Linked DNA regions of Homo sapiens: region 2 is linked to region 1. A link is a loop called in an ENCODE intact Hi-C map of the cell type or tissue named here. Cell type or tissue: endothelial cell of umbilical vein. All regions are shown on one strand.

What was found. Hi-C counts contacts between places; a loop is a spot of excess contacts. Peaks named below come from ENCODE experiments on the same cell type or tissue, not always from the same donor. Only the 100,000 strongest peaks of a DNase experiment are listed, where the experiment ranks them.
Region 2: a loop joins it to region 1, with 5 times the contacts of the local background. A loop is called at or near these places in 3 of 110 quality-filtered maps.

The regions. Positions count from the first base shown.
Region 1 is chr9:136,611,488-136,616,487 of GRCh38, reverse strand. It overlaps LINC01451 (long intergenic non-protein coding RNA 1451), which reads left to right. Exons shown (of 3, transcript NR_135288.1): 1 at 1-2,364; 2 at 3,585-3,785; 3 at 4,318-4,460. Among named protein-coding and RNA genes, the nearest start is that of LINC01451, 3.2 kb to the left of the region's middle. RefSeq lists a silencer at 877-1,171. In endothelial cell of umbilical vein, no CTCF peak of the experiment used is centred here; DNase peaks (open chromatin) are centred at 1,997 and 2,567; H3K27ac peaks cover 1,477 bases.
Region 2 is chr9:136,510,138-136,515,137 of GRCh38, reverse strand. It overlaps NOTCH1 (notch receptor 1), which reads left to right. Exons shown (of 34, transcript NM_017617.5): 13 at 436-628; 14 at 1,601-1,746; 15 at 2,004-2,117; 16 at 3,867-3,986; 17 at 4,333-4,485. The region is part of intron 1 of LOC124902310 (a long non-coding RNA gene); the gene reads right to left. Among named protein-coding and RNA genes, the nearest start is that of MIR4673, 7.0 kb to the left of the region's middle. In endothelial cell of umbilical vein, no CTCF peak of the experiment used is centred here; DNase peaks (open chromatin) are centred at 2,347 and 2,987; H3K27ac peaks cover 2,786 bases.

The sequences.
Region 1 (5,000 bases):
TAGCCTGGACGAGTCACCCCAGGGGCACATGCTCCAGGCAGCCCCCTCACCTCAGGGGGCATGGGAGGCGCTGGGGGTCTTCAGCTGGTGATGGGGTGACTGACGAGGATCAGCCCCAACCCCGGGGTCCTCTGGCCGCTGGCAACCGGAGCACTCCCCCAGTTGGAGCTGAACCATGACTCCAGTCCTTCCCAAGAGATGGTGGGGAATCGTCACCATGGCTGGAGTCCCGCAGACTGGGCAGGCCAGACAGGCCCTTGGAGGAGGCTGGTGGGATCCGAGTGGGCAGAGGGGAGACGGAGGAGGGAAAGGCAGCCCCAGCCTGCGGTGGTGCTTGTCCTGGGCGGGAGGGGCCCTGCTGTCACTGACGTGGGAACCACCGAGTCACCGGAGGGGCAGGGGCAGAGGGGTCTCGGTGGAAAGGGGGTCCCCAGAGGCCTTGGGAGACGGGGGAGGTGCCTAGGGCTCTCTGGCCTTGGTCTCTACCAGCTCAACGAGGGCTTTGTTCCAGGGGCCCCTGGGTCCCTCTGCCTCCAACAATCTGGGCTGCGTTTTCTGAGCACCTACTGTGTGCTGGGTGTGGGCGTCCGGGCAGGCACTGACTAAGCCTTGTCCCTCCCCAGAGTCACAGTGAGACACACAGCCACATCCTGTAAATGAAGACCTCGTGGCTCAGAGAGGTCAGGTAACTTCCCCAAAGCCTGTCTGGCCTCCCAGCACCATCCCTAGTCCCAGAGGGGAGGTGGAATGAAGGCAGGGCTAAGGCCAGGCTGCATGGAGGCAGAGGCACCTGCCGGCCTGCAGGACCAAAGGTTCTATTGGAGGCAGTGCCTGGGCAGACAAAGGCCCTCAGATTCACAAGCTGAAGCCCTAGCACCCAGGGCCCCAGTGTGCTACTGTGTTTGGAGACAGGTAAAGGTTGTCAAGGTAAGACAGGGTGGCCCTGATCCAATATGACTGGCGTCCTTGTAAGAAGAGGAGATTGGGACAGACACGCCCCGAGGGATGGCCATGTGAGGGCGCCTCAGGAAGACGGTGTGCAAGAGCGGGAAGCGGGGCCTCGGAAGAGCCAGCCCTTGGATCTCGGGCTTCCAGGAGAATCAGTTCCTGCAGTTGAAGCCACCAGGGTCTGTGCAACTTTGTCACAGCTGCCCGAGCTGACAAATTCACCTGACTTAAGCCCCCCGCCCCACCCGACCACAGTGTCACCCAGATGCTTGGCAGGTGCTGTGGCAGGGGCTGGGTCCCTGCTCGACCTTCGGGTGCCGGGGTGTCCCGTATAAGAGCAGCACAGCCACCGCCACGGCCACTCGCAGTTCCAGGCTCCGGGCAGCATCTGGGACCCCAGTTCCTGTTGTGAGAGGCTCCCCACTGCCATCCCACCCCCTGCAAGGTGCCTCGGAGAGCGGCTGGAGGCTGACGGGTCGAGGCCTGGGTTTTACGGTCCTGCCTGGGTTTCTGTGTGGCCTGGGGCTGCCTACCATCTTTCCCTCTCTGGTCCCCCCTACTCTCATATACCAGGCTGGGTGACTGGGGCCCAGGAGCGGCCCCCCCCTCCTCTGGGCTTCCTGGTGGCACCCCTGGCCTGACAGCCCCTGGGAAGGCCTCCCCTCTCCATCTCGGGGCCCAGCCCGGCCCCACCTGCTGAGCTGCAGCCTCCAAGGCCTCCTTCGCACGCGTGTCAGCTCTGACCTCAGGGCTCCCCACGCGTGTTCCCCTCTAGGAAGGCCCCCCCAGGGGCTCCCCAAAATCCTGTCCTCCCTGAAGCACCTGTTCTTCGTGCTCCTCCATGAGGGCCCGCACGGGGCCGCTGACCGCAGTCTCAGTCACAGCCTGGGAGCGCCTGGAGGTTGGGGGGCAGCAGGCGCTCAGTCAGTCCTCGGGTCACCATGGATGGCCTTGCTGTGTGATCCACACTGAGGCCCAGTGGTCAGCTGGGGGGCTGGACAGGAGGCAGCCACTTCCTGGCCTGGCTGGTGACTCACAGGCCCGTTTCTGGGAAAACTCCCACCCACCCCCACTCAATCCGGATGGCGCAGAGCTCGCTGTGGGGACCAGCTGTGGGAAGTGCATTGTGATTAGGGGCCGGGTCTGGGGGTGGGGAAGGCGGGAGCCGGGGCGGAGGGTGGGGTGGGGTGTGGGACGTCTCCACCAGAGGCCTGCCTGGGCTGCTGAGCTGTGCATCCCGTGTGCCCTGACGCTCCACATGCTCCCTCACCGGGCAGGGGTCGGGGGCCCCGAATATCATCACAGGGAGACCACACGAGGCTCCTGCCTGAACCCCTCCTCAGGTCCCTCACGCTCAGGGGTGCCTGGCCCAGCCTCGCCTTGCCCAGCCTTGCCAAGGCCAGCACAGCCCAGGAGGTGCACCCCCTGGGGTCCCACAGCTCCGAGGGGCAGCGGGTGGCCGAGAATGAATCCGCAGGGCTCTGGCTGGATGCTGGAGGAAACAGGCTGCTTCCAAACGGGGCTAGGACGTGGGGACTGTCCCCCCAGGCTTCCCCGGCCAGAATCCAAATGCCATTTGCCCAGCCGGGCCCTGGAAAAACATCCTCTGGGAAGACTCCGGGGAGGGGAGGAGGCCTCTGGCTGGGTGGGGAGCAGGGCCCAGGCCTGCTGAATAAACACCCAGGGACCCTGCAGAGTGAAAACAGAGCCACAGCCGGCCAGCCCCTCCCAAGCCCATTTGGCTTCTGCAGCCCTGACCCTGCTCAGGGAGTCTGGGCAAGTCTTTTTTGTCTTAACAGCTTTATTGAGATACACAATTGGCCCTTGATCAATGGGGGACTCGGGCGCCAACCCCACACAAAGTTGAAAATCCTTCTATTTATATATATTATAAGGTCTCAAACTCTTGACCTCAAAAAAAATATATACATATATTTTTAGACAGTCTTGCTCTGTTGCCCAGGCTGGAGTGCAGTGGTGCAATCTCGGCTCACTGCAAGCTCCACCTCCTGGTTTCAAGTGATTCTCCTGCCTCAGCCTCCCAAGTAGCTGGGATTACAGGTGCACGCCACCATGCCTGGCTAATTTTTGTATTTTTAGTAGAGATGGGGTTTCACCATGTGGCCAGGCTGGTCTCGAACTCCTGACTTCAGGTGATCCGCCTGCCTTGGCCTCCCAAAGTGCTGGGGTTTCTATATTTATTTATTTATTTATTTTTTGAGATGGAGTCTCGCTCTGTCGCCCAGGCTGGAGTGCAGTGGTGGGATCTTGGCTCACTGCAAGCTCCGCCTCCTGGGTTCACACCATTCTCCTGCCTCAGTCTCCTGAGTTGCTGGGACTACAGGCGCCCGCCACCATGCCCGGCTAATTTTTTGTATTTTTAGTAGAGATGGGGTTTCACCGTGTTAGCCAGGATGGTCTCGATCTCCTGACCTCGAGATCCGCCCGCCTCGGCCTCCCCAAGTGATGGGATTACAGTTGTGAACCACTGCGCCAGACCCAAGTATAACTCTTGATTGCCCCGAAACTTAACTACTCATAGGCTACTATTGACCAGAAGCTTTACCAATAACATAAACAGTCGATGCACGTTTTTGTATCGTGAATGTGTGATATAGTGTGTTCTTACAATACAGTAAGCCAGAGAAAAGAAAATGCCATTCGGAAAATCCTAAGGAAGAGAGGATGCATTTCCTCGTCTCCACGTGGAAGCGGATCACCCTAAAGGTCTTCATCCTGGTCTTTTTCATGCTGAGGAGGCTGGGGAGGAGAAGGAAGAGGAGGGGCTGGTCTTGCTGACCCAGGAGCAGCAGAGAAAGGAGAAAATCCACGTGCAGGTGAGCCCAAAGTTCAAACCCGCGTTTTTCCGGGGTCGGCCGTAATTCACGCTCCATGAATTTCTCCACCGACAGTGGCGATTCCACCATCTCCAGCACGTTCAGCTACGTGCGGCCGTCACCACCGTCCATTCAGGACATTTTCTTTTTTCTTTTTCGGACGGAGTCTCGTTCTGTCGCCCAGGCTGGAGTGCAGTGGCGCGATCTCGGTTCAGTGCAATCTCTGCCTCCCGGGTTCAAGCAATTCTCCTGCCTCAGCCTCCCGAGTAGCCGGGATTACAGGCACGTGCTACCACCACGCCCAGCTAATTTTTGTATTTCTAGTGGAGATGGGGTTTCACCATGTTGGCCAGGCTGATCTTGAACTTCTGACCTCAGGTGATCCGCCCGCCTCGGCCTCCCAAAGTGCTGGGATCACAGTTGTGAGCCACCACAAAGCCTGGCCCAGAACATTTTCATCAAAAATAAACGTCATCAGCCCAGCCCCAGCCCCCCAGCCATAAAGACCCACTCAGCCACCTTCTGTTCCCAGGGGCTGGCCAGCGCTGGGCTTCTCGGGAATGGAATCACACACGGACTGTGGCGTACACATCACAACTTTAAACCCCGTCCGTACTGAAGCCTGCGTCCGAATTTCTTCTGTTTTTGTGGCGGAAGGATAAATATTCCATTGTACAGACGGTCTACCCGGTTCATCCGTCACCCACCCATGGGCACCCGGGCCGTTTCCACCCTTAGTGAAGGAAGCCGCACGGGTGTTTGTGCGGACAGGAGCTTCCGTTTATCTTGGGCGCACACCTAGGGGTGGAGTTGCTGGGTCTCGTGGTGACTGGTTGTTTCGGGAGCTGCCGGCAGGTGACCCAGCAGCTGGGCCGGTCCACATTCCGTCCAGCAGCGTGCGAGTCTCTGATCTTGGCGCCCACACCCCTGGCTGGCTCTCTCCTCCCTCCGACTTCGCAGCCACACCGGAGGCAGGTGGCAATGTGAGTGGGGACCGGGCACGCGCAGGGGCTGACTCCACACCTCGCAGGGCTGGTCTGCAGATCTCCCTGGGAGGCAGGAACATCACGCCCCCATTTCAGAAGAGGATGCTGGGCTCAGAGAGGCCCACCAGCAAGTTGGGCCCTCACTGGCCACTTCCTCCATTCTCTGGACTCGGCAGGAACTCAAGGTGTGCGGTCCCTCCCTCGGCGCCCAAGCCCCACACTGGGCCTG
Region 2 (5,000 bases), 100 kb after region 1:
GGCTATAACTGGCAGCACGATGGGTCCCCCCGACCCCTCTTGTCTCCGGTCAGAGCTGTCCCAGGCCGTGTTGGCAGAGTGGCCCAGCAGGCCAAGAGGGAGCAGCCAGCCCTGAGGCCAGGCTTAAGTACCTTCTGCCTCTGTGGCTCACCAGCACCTTTGAGCAGGTCCCTCTGCCTCTCTGGGCCTCAGATTCTCATCAGTCAGGGCTGCAGTAGCCCCTGCCCCTGGGGCCCCTGGGAGGATGACTTGAGTGGGCACTGGTGCCCGGGGAGGCTGGCACATGGCACATTGTGATCCAAGATGGTTTCTGACACCTGGAAGGATGTGGCCAGAAGGGTGATCGCCCCGGCTCAACAGACAGGGAAATCGAGGTTGACGTGGGTGGGACCCCCTGGGCGCTGGGCCTCGGAGTCTGACCCGCCCTGCCCTTAGGGAGCATGTGTAACATCAACATCGATGAGTGTGCGGGCAACCCCTGCCACAACGGGGGCACCTGCGAGGACGGCATCAATGGCTTCACCTGCCGCTGCCCCGAGGGCTACCACGACCCCACCTGCCTGTCTGAGGTCAATGAGTGCAACAGCAACCCCTGCGTCCACGGGGCCTGCCGGGACAGCCTCAACGGGTATGCGGCGGGGCCGATCATGGGGACACATCAGTCCTAAACCCTGGGAGCTCTGCTGCCAGGAGGGTGGCACCTGCACAGAGCTTGAGATGGGCCAGAAACGGGCCTCGGACGGGGCTGGGTGGCAGGGAGCTCCCCTCGGGGACGCACATGCCTCTGGGTCCTCAGTCAGACTACAGTCCACACCCAGCAGCTGTGTGCTGCGTGTCCTTGTGGGCTGCATGGTGTGCTCAGGACACAGGCCCACAGTGACCCTGGAACACGTTTCCATGGTAACAGCCGCAAGTGTTTCTGATGCCCATGATGTGCCTGGCAGCACTCTGCCTGGATGGGACCATTTAAATCAGCAGGGACCCCATTGCCCTCATTTGGCGCAGAGAAGGCACGTGCTTTGTTCGGGGCCACACAGCGGGCAAGTGGTGGGGGGCTTTTCGCAGCACCCTACTGCCCTGCACTTGGCATGGTCCCCTCGCTAATGAACCAAACCCCTGCCGCAGTCTTGGGTATGGGAAGCGCTGCGGCCCCCACTTTTTTCTTTATTTTGAGACAGAGCCTTGCTCTGTTGTCCAGGCTGGAGTGCAATGGCATGATCTCAGCTCACTGCAACCTCCACCCCTCAGGTTCAAGTGATTCCCCTGCCTCAGCCTCCCGAGTAGCTGAGATTACAGGCATGTGCCACCACACCTGGCTAATTTTTGTATTTTTAGTATATATGGGGTGGGGGAGTTTCGCCATGTTGGCCAGGCTGATCTTGAACTCCTGGCCTCAAGTGACTCAGCCACCCCCGCCTCCCAAAGTGCTGGGATTACAGGTGTGAGCCACAGCGCCCAGCCTGCCCCCACTAAAGGACTCTGCGAGTCTGAGTGGATGGGCACCTCCGCCAGCCCATAGGGCATTGCAGACCCGGGAGTGCCCAGGCCCCGGCCGTGCTGCTCGGGCCTCCCTCGACCTGCAGTGTGGTCCCCCTTGCAGGTACAAGTGCGACTGTGACCCTGGGTGGAGTGGGACCAACTGTGACATCAACAACAATGAGTGTGAATCCAACCCTTGTGTCAACGGCGGCACCTGCAAAGACATGACCAGTGGCTACGTGTGCACCTGCCGGGAGGGCTTCAGCGGTGAGTGGGCTGCGCGTTTCTCAGTGCAGAGGGCCGCCCTCGAGTCTGGGGAGCTGGAGACACAGGATCGGGACCCAGGTCCAGCCAGCACCATGCATGGTGTCTCCCTCCCGTGGCAAAGCCTTAGCTCCAGGCCTCTGGCTCTTGGAGATGAGGAGGGGCCTGGGGTGGGGAGCAGGCCCAGGGCTGCTGTTGTGGGGCCCTGCCAAGGTGCCTGGGAGTGCTGGACATGCCGAGTGCTGTCCCCTTCCCTCCAGGTCCCAACTGCCAGACCAACATCAACGAGTGTGCGTCCAACCCATGTCTGAACCAGGGCACGTGTATTGACGACGTTGCCGGGTACAAGTGCAACTGCCTGCTGCCCTACACAGGTGAGGGGTGGGTGGGGCCTGTGCTGGAGGGGGCGGGGCCTATGTGGGAGGGGCGGGACCTGTGCTGGAGAGGGCGGAGCCTGTGCTGGAGAGGGTGGGGCCAGGGGTGGGGGCGGCCTGGGAAGCCGTGACTGGAGGGTAAAGTGGTGGCTTTCTTGGGGCGGGGCCTTCCAGAAGGTTCTGCGCCTCACTGAGTGCCTTAGGCCCCTGCAGTATGTGGGCCTTCTCCCGGGGGTGGGGTTGGCAGATTAGCAAAGATACAGGATGCCTGGGAGAAAATTTTCATGCAAGCATGTGTTTTACCTGGCAAGCCTGCCGCAAGACACAGGTAAGATGCAGGTGAATCCTTAGCAGGGCCGGGCCTGGGTCACTGGGCTCCGTGCTCCCGGCGCCCACCCTGCTGGGGTCTCTGGGGGCCGGGCTTCCCCACCCCCGCCAGCCGGACCTGAGGGATTCCTTTGATGGCGGGCTCTCTTTGTGTGAGCGGAACAAGGAGCCCTCTGTTTGGGCTGAGCGGGGAGGGGGATGTTCCCCCAACTGTCCAGCCCCTGCTATGAACCCAGCCAAGGGGATCACAGGAAATGATCTCCTCTAGAAAAGACAAAGAAGAGTCCACAAGCACCGGGGTCCTGGCGCTCCCCAGGAGCGGGCAGAGGGTGCTGCCACGGGGCCTGGTCAGGGAGGGCCTGCCTGGGCCAGGCAGCCGGGCTGGAGGTCCCACGCCTGCGGTTCCCATGACATCCAGCAGCCTGTGGCCAGAACGCTGTTTTCTTTGACCGAAGTTAAGGACCTGGGTTTTCTCTCCTGTGTCAGTCAGTGAGGACCCTCCCTCCACGGCTGGGCGCCCCTGTCCCTTTCAGACACGTCGATCGGGCCGGCAGGAGGAGCGGCGGTGCTGACCCGCTTCCTATCTGCCCGCTTCCTGCTTCCTTTCGCACAATTGTCGGAAACTCTGGCGCAGTTCCTGCCTGCCCGGGTCACCGTGGAAACCAATAGGAAGAGAGGCCCTGGAAAGTCGCCCCAGCAGGCCAGGGAGATAATGGGGGACAGGGAAGATAACGCAGTCCCCACGGCTATAAACAGGAAGCTCGGCCATGGGCTTGTGCAGAAAAAGGCCCTCGGCTGTGCACGTGGTTCCCACATAGCCTTTGCCAGACACCCTGCGTGGCCCTGGAGGTCTCCAGGCCGTGCCCCGTGCCCCGACACGCAGGATGTGCTGGGGGCCTGGGCCTGTCCCCTCCATCGCAGCCCTTGTTTGTTGGCCTCCCGTGATGGGCGTTTGCTGCCTGTGACACGGAGCCCCAGGATTAGTTTCAGGCCTCGGTCTCAGGCCAGGGCCTTTCCTCGTCACCCAGAGATGAGGGGGCTTGCGTCCGGGGTGGGCCCAGGTCCCTGCAGTGTCGTGGAGCCCACCCGACTGAGGCCGCCTCTCCTGGTGCAGTCCTTGTTCCTGGGCACGCCTGGTGGGGTGAGGCCTAGGCTGTGCCCCGCTGCCAACCGGGAATGAGGGGTGGCTTCTGAGCGTGACATTTGTGCAGCTTGTCTTCAGCGTCCCCCCATCTGTGCTCCACTCCTCCCTGGGTCAGGGTCCTGGCACAGCCGGGAGCGCTCAGGGGTCTCGGTGCACATTTGCCTCCCGGCGGGACCAGCAGACGGCACTCTGATGGCGGAAAGACCAGCAGGCGGTGGCCGATTTGGGAGATCCCTCTGGGTGAGGCTCCCGGGGTCACGTGTGTCTCCTTCCCGCAGGTGCCACGTGTGAGGTGGTGCTGGCCCCGTGTGCCCCCAGCCCCTGCAGAAACGGCGGGGAGTGCAGGCAATCCGAGGACTATGAGAGCTTCTCCTGTGTCTGCCCCACGGGCTGGCAAGGTGAGGCTGGCCAGGGCCCGGTGAGGGCTGGGATGGGAGGTCAGGATGTCTGCGGGACACAGGCAGCTCCCAGGCAGGCTAGATGAGTCTTTGAAGAGGAGCTGGTGGGTGCTGAGGAGGCCCTGGTCGGAGAAGTTCTGGAATCAGGAATTGACCTGGGAGCACCGTTCCCAACTCCAGTTCCTGTGACCTTCTTAGGCCAAAATTAGGGGAGAGGGGATGGTCCTGGGGTCACGGAAGCCTACTCCTGGGTCGGGAGAGGCACTGTAGGTGGGTGGGCCAGCCTGGGAAGGGCCTGGAGGGCCAGGGGCCGCTGGTGACCAACCGGCCTCCTCCTGCCCCGCAGGGCAGACCTGTGAGGTCGACATCAACGAGTGCGTTCTGAGCCCGTGCCGGCACGGCGCATCCTGCCAGAACACCCACGGCGGCTACCGCTGCCACTGCCAGGCCGGCTACAGTGGGCGCAACTGCGAGACCGACATCGACGACTGCCGGCCCAGTGAGTAGCCCCGCGGCTCTGGCCTCCTCCAGGAAGCTCTCAGGCCTCAGTTCCCCCGGGCAGGGTTGGTGCGCATGGTGCTGGCCATAAGCACCCAGGGAGGCCGGAGTGTGGCCGGGGAGGGTTGGGTCAGGTGTGGGGGATGTGCTGAGGGATGGCCAGGGTGGTTCAGGAGGGCCCCAGAGCCGGCTTGCTCCTCCCTGCACTTCGCGGAAGAGTCACGAGAGCCCCTCCCACGGCTCTTCACTGAGCCGAGGATGGCTCGGGCCCGGCCTGCACTCCCGCCTGGCTCATCGGGCCCCGCTGCAGGCCAGGGCTCTCAGGCCTCCCAGCCCTGCTTCACAGAGGTTGAGGTTGGCAGAAGCCGGGGGTCTTGCTGGCATCACCTGGCAGGCAGAGGCAAGAACTGTCTCTCCTCCCCTGCTCGGTCTGTGAAGCCTGCAAAGCTGCCCCCTGCCCTGGAGCTTGAGGACAGGAGCAGGTGGGGAGAGAGACCCCAAGCACAGGAGACGGGT